Regions from separate parts of the Mus musculus genome. Here region 2 is linked to region 1. Evidence: chromatin loops called from intact Hi-C (ENCODE). Cell type or tissue: heart. All regions are shown on one strand. Each heading gives the region's core, and the rest is flanking DNA. Links, peaks and the distances in the headings are about the cores only. Region 1 holds the start of Fgf16 (fibroblast growth factor 16). Region 2 has its middle 80 kb from the start of Fgf16.

Region 1 (2,908 bases), core at 208-2,707:
AGTCAGCTAAGGGCACGTTCCCCAGAGAGGAGGAGAAGCCGTGCAGGTCCCAGTCCAAGGAGGCAAAGACGCCCCCGACCTCCGCCATGGCGGGGCCGGCGGCGGCGCGGGCCGAGCCGGGGCCCCGGGGCGCGAACTGCCTGTCTTGGCGGCGGGCGCGGGCGGGCGGGTCGGCGGCGCTCGCTTGCTCGCTCGCTCGCTGCTCGGCTCCGCGCTCTGCCCAGCTGCAGCACACGTCTGTTCGCGTCCAAAGAACTTCTCAGCGGCGGGGAGCGTGGGGCAGCGCGCTCCTGACCTTGCTCTCAGTTAAAGTTCGGCTTCCCCTCCGCATCCATCTCTCCTGGCCTCTCATAGCTGGCTTCCTGGAGCTATCAGATGCAAATGGCACTTTATATACGTACCCACTCCCCTTCCATTGACATATTGGATATTTAAATACAAGCCACACCTCACTGGCATCCCCTCAGAGATTGGTGTGTGGGTTCTTTCCTTTTTTCCCCCCTTCTCGTATCCATTTGGCTCTTTTTGGGAGAGGGGGGTGGAGGCGGGGAGCGAGCGAGCGAGCTTCACTCCCTCTTTTATTATGAAAAAAATGGCAGGAAAAAGCTACACATTGCAGTGAGGCATAACTGCTTTTGGCAGGTTTTCTTAAACTGCTGATGAAATAACGGAGCCCAGTACGTGGAGGCCATTGGCGACCACGGCCACGCAGGCTAGTTCCTCCGGGGTCTGTCTGTCGGTCTGCTGCAAGGGCCACCCCCGCCTCCCACGCATCCTCCCGCTGCTCCCCTCTGGGAAGTGCCGGAGACCGGGGCTGGGGGGAGGGAGTCCTCGCGCTGTTGAGCTCCTCTTCTCTGGCCCAAAAGAGGCTGCGGAAGGGGTATCTGGCCCGGGACAGGGGCGCTCCAGCTCCTTTGTTCTGCTGCCCTTTAGTCCCACTCCCCACCTGTAGGTCCACAGGGGTCTGAGGAAGCGAAAACGTTCTGGAAGCCAAACGCAGTTGCAGCTGTAAGGTCTTGAGAGGTGGTGGAGGTCCCTGCAGGCACCAAAGGGTGGGGGCGCTTAAAGGGTCTGGGAGGAGCGGGAAATCCCAGAGGGAAAGAAGACTTTTTAAAAAGGACGTTGTGGCTTAGACATAGAGGGGTGGAGGCTAAGACATAGAAAGCGATCTTTTTGAAAAATGATCTCCATGGATTTCTGGGCGCGCTTTTACAAGGCTCAGGAGAGCAAGCTCTGTGAGAGGCCATTGGAAGCCTGGTGGGGGCTCTCCCCCTATACACCTCTTTTCTTGTTGGAAACAGGTGTTTCCTCGCTCTGTCCTGTGCCCTGTTCCAAGAAACTCTATCAGGAAGAGCGGCCGTCAGGGGTGGGAACTGGCGGCTGCCAGAAAGAGAGGCTGGGTGGAGAGGACCTGGCGAGCAGGTGCCTGCCTGCCGCAAGCCCCTGCATCTCTGCCCCGCACCTGAACCCCACGGTCCCTCTGGGCCTCTGGCGCTCGCCTCCTTCTTCCTTATTAAATGGCGTTGTTGCTTGCAGTTTTCACACGCAGCAGGCGCTGGCCGCCTTCCCAGGTTCTGGTAGTGACTGAACCCCCAATCCTACCCTTCGGCGCCTTTACTGCGCCTCCTGCTGGAGACCCCACCGAGCCACAAGTTCAAATTCAGGGTTACCATAAAATGAGTAAACAAGCCTCCCCACAACTCAGTGCAATTTGAGGCCCTACTCTAAGGCTCCACGTGCACCCTGTGCTCACATCCTGGACCCATAGCAATTCTTAGTTTGGAACAGCACTGTGGCTTGTTTCTGCTGTGCTTCTTTAGCTCAGAGGGACTCTCCTGGGCCAAGCGCAATGCCTGGCACATATAGACACTCAAAGGAAAGATGCTTTCAGCAACAGTGAACACACATGCAAGTTATCATACAGTTTTAATGGACCCCCACACACAAGCAAAAGGTGGAATCTAGAGGCTGGAGAGATGGCTCGGTGTTTAAGAGCACTGGCTGCTCTTCCAAATGGACCCAGGCTCAATTCCCAGCACCACATGGCAGCTCACAACTGTCTGTAACTCCAGTTCCAGGGGATCTGACACCCTCACATCCACATACGAGCAGGCGGAACACCAATGAGCATAAATAAAAATAAATAAAAGAAAAAAGGTGGAATCTAGAGAATGGAGAGCTCAGCGTTGAAAATCAAGTAGTTCTCTTTTAGAGGACCCAAGTTCTGTTCCTACCACCCACATTAGCTCACATGTGCTTGCAATTCCTGAACCAGGGGGTCTGATGCCATCTTCTGGTGTCCACAGGAACACACACACACACCCTACATAATTTTTAAAAATTAAAAATATCTTTAAAAGGGTGGAGTCCTTATTAGAATATGCATTAATGGACCTACATACTGTCTTGGACTTACTTTAAAAATATCTCAAGAGCAAGCCTGTTGTGCTGGCACTCAGCTGTAATTCTAGCACTTGGAGGATTGGGAGTGTGATCCCAACCTGAGTTGCACAGCAAGTGAGAGATTGAACAAGCAAATAAGAAATTGTCCGAACTGAACGCAGTTCCTTGTACTTATAGTCTCAACACTTTGAAGGTGGAGGCAGGAGGATCAGGAGTTCAAGATTAGACTGGACTACATGAGGCCCTGTCCCAACAACAAAACAAATTGTGACACTAGGTAGGGGTCCTGAATCCATTCTGGCCTAAGGTGACTAAGGTGACTTTTATAATGAATGTACCCTGAGGCAAAGATGGGAAGGATCTTTTTTGCAGGATCAGAAGGAGAAAATGGTAGCCAAAAAAAAAAAAAAAAAAGGAACAATTCTTGGTCTAATTGATAAATTGGACTAATTCTTTTAATTAGAGTCAAATTTAAAAATGTAGATGAAACCATTTTGAGAAGCAG
Region 2 (2,908 bases), core at 286-2,785, 79 kb after region 1:
ATTTCTGGTTTTAGGATAGGTGTTAACACTGTGCTGTTTTTTAGGAACAAGGACCTCCAAAATCCTAGTAGTTCAGCAGTACAAATCATCCTTGTGCATGACATGTGTCTAACGCAGATTTTCCGGGGCTTTATTTCAGTTCTCTTATTCAGCCTTTATAGTGAACCTTTTTACAGCCACCATCACAGGGATACCTGGTCCTCACTGCTCTGAAGGTTTTGATTCAAGGGATTTGAGGCCAGACTGATAACACAGATTGTTGGAGGCTCACACTGATAACAAGAGCTTTGGTCCCAGAAGTAAACCTTACTACTTTCCAGACAAATTGTAGTGTCTTAACTGCAAGGTGGCAAGAAAGCAGAATCTTTTAATGTCTCTGACAGATTTAGATGTAGCTGGGCTCTAGAAGGTTCTGCTGTGGCATGAGCCTGGGATCCTGCTGTTCTATCTATACTCCCTGAATGGGAGGCTCATGATCAAAGTGTAAGAGATCAGGAAAGGTTGAGTTCTTGTGCCTCTAATGGTGTTGAAAAGACTCTCAGTGTTTCAGAGTACTAAGCCAGCAGCACAGAGCCAATGGGGGTGAGCTTTACAGTCTTCTGTGTGTTATAGGAATCCTTGTTCTCAAAGGGCCTAGAAAGACACAGTGACTTTAAAAATAATGTGATCAATATACTAAGAATCACTCCATGGAAGAAAACTGACTTTCCCTTACCCAGCATCAATCAAAAGCCAATAGCTTCTTATCTAGGAGCGGGGCTTTGTGTTTACCTCCTATCCTCCATGATGAGATTGTGGGAAGACACAGTGCTTTTCCACTGTTCTCCACATCTGCCGATAGATGCCTACCTTGATTTAGTTTAGGCTCAACTGACTCCATTGATGTGGGGCTGTGAAGACAGAATCTTGGGAAAGGGGATAGCAATGTGGTATAGTGAAGCATCCACTTCTACCTAGGTGTCCTTTAGACAGTTCAACTGAAACTTGTCTTGACTCACAAGTCTATGGGTGTCTCCTTTCACCAATGCAGGCATACGCTATTGAAAGGCAGAGCCTGCGTTCCTCATCTGTCTTCACACACTGGAACTAAGTAAGATCAGAATGTAAAGAGTGGCTCTCATCGTTATAGATGCCATAGGGAAGGCTGCTCTTGCTGCAGGAATGAGTTAGTAGCAGGTACAAAGGAAGCCTGGCTGAGACTGAGTACTGCTGTGCTTTGTACCTGGATGGACTTCACACACACTGGGCACTCTAGTCCTGTACTCTTGGCACCTCTATCCTTCCTACTCCTGTGCTTGCTCATACACATATGGACTCATGCCCAGACCTCGCTCCTGTCTGCTGGAGAACCACCCCCCTGCACACATTCTTTACATGCCTCGCCCATTAGCCTCAATCGAGATAACCTTCAGACTCAGGGAGCAGAGTGTCGGATGGGGCCTGGAAAGACAATGCATGCATGTGTGTGTGTGTGTGTGTGTGTGTGTGTGTGTGTGTGTGTGTGTAACCCAGGGCCTCATGTGTACTATGCAAGTGCTCTACCACCACCCATTCATTTGTTTTTAGATAGGTTTTTTTTTTTCATTTCTTGTGAAAAACTCTATGGAGGCTGGCAGGGAAGTCATCATTATTCTTGTTTTCTAGATGAGCAAACTTGGGCTTCAAGTAAGGAAAAGGTGAGCATAGAGTCTTGGATAGCTCATTTCTGGCTCAGAGATCTTGCCATTGCCTGGCATAGCTAAGCCAAGAATCACTTTCTAGGAGGTCCTGGTTTCTAGGTCAGGTAAGCAGCCAGCACTTCAGGGAGATGTTGCTGGGTGGCTGAGTTAGGATTCTGTTTGCTTTGCTTAGGAAACGGTGGGGCAGTCAGAGAGCAGAGGCCTATGAACTGCCGTGAGAAGGGAAGGAGGGACGTTGTTTCGCAGCCCAGGAATTCCAGTCAGGAATGAAAACCTTTCCACCTGCTGCTGCCCAAAGTGCCTAACGCCGTCATGGAATTTGCGTGCAGACAGTTAGGTTGGACTTTGGAAACAGAGGATGAAAAACGAGTTTCCTTCTCTGTGTTCACAGAGGCCAGCCAAGAGCCAGATCCAGAGCTGGAGCCAGGCCTCAGATCATAAAGTGAACAACAGAACCAGTCAGTTATTGGTTTCAAGTCTGACTGCCTCCACTTGTAAGGACTTTGGAACTTGGAGAGGCTCCCCTATGCTCTATAAACCAGCAAAAAAAAAAAAATTAGACTCGTGGTTGTCAAGACCCCTGGTTAAACAGCAGACACACTCAAAGGTGGAGTGGGAGGCTCGAAATGCTGCTCAGAATCTAGTTAGAAAACTGGTTACTCTACTCCTTCCATTGTGTCTAGGAAGAACTGTCCAATTAAGGCCTATTTGTAGTCTAGAGGTGGTGTTAGGTAAGCAGTATCTACATACTAGGAACCTTAGAATTGGGGACTGAGAGCTTTAAGAGATACAACTTCCCTTGGGCCTGGGGCCAGTCCATAGCTTACTTCCATAAGAAGGCTATGGCTTGTGCTTTAGTTACTTTTATCTTTTGTTGGGGGCTAATTGCTATTGTCAGGGTATTGGGATGTGTTCCTTTGGGAGATGGATGGGTCATAAGGACTCCACTGTCATGAGTAGACTTGTACAGTGGGTTTGACTCCTCTTGCTTTCTCTCATACAGACTTTCTCTACCCTTCTGTCTTAGGGTTTTATTGCTGCGAAGAGACAGCATGACTGGGACAACTTTTAGAAAAGAAAACATTGAATTGGGGCCGGTTTACAGGTTCAGAAGTTCAGTCCATTATCATCATGGCAGGAAGCATGGCAGTGTGCAGGCAGCCGGGAGGAGACTGTCTTCCAAACTGAGTAGAGCCTGAGTACAAGGCCTCAAAGCTCACCTACACAGT

What was found. A loop is a pair of places that touch in the nucleus more often than their neighbours do. Peaks named below come from ENCODE experiments on the same cell type or tissue, not always from the same donor. Only the 100,000 strongest peaks of a DNase experiment are listed, where the experiment ranks them.
Region 2: a loop joins it to region 1, with 2.6 times the contacts of the local background. A loop is called at or near these places in 2 of 42 quality-filtered maps.

What each region holds. Positions count from the first base shown.
Region 1 is chrX:105,761,721-105,764,628 of GRCm38, reverse strand. It overlaps Fgf16 (fibroblast growth factor 16), which reads right to left and starts at 152. Exons shown (of 3, transcript NM_030614.2): 1 at 1-152. The coding sequence starts at 88. In heart, for the core only: a CTCF peak has its summit at 1,636 (motif pointing left); DNase peaks (open chromatin) are centred at 798 and 1,528; H3K4me3 peaks cover 1,488 bases; H3K27me3 peaks cover 2,419 bases.
Region 2 is chrX:105,683,062-105,685,969 of GRCm38, reverse strand. No RefSeq gene overlaps it. Among named protein-coding and RNA genes, the nearest start is that of Fgf16, 80 kb to the left of the region's middle. In heart, for the core only: no CTCF peak of the experiment used is centred there; a DNase peak (open chromatin) is centred at 1,329.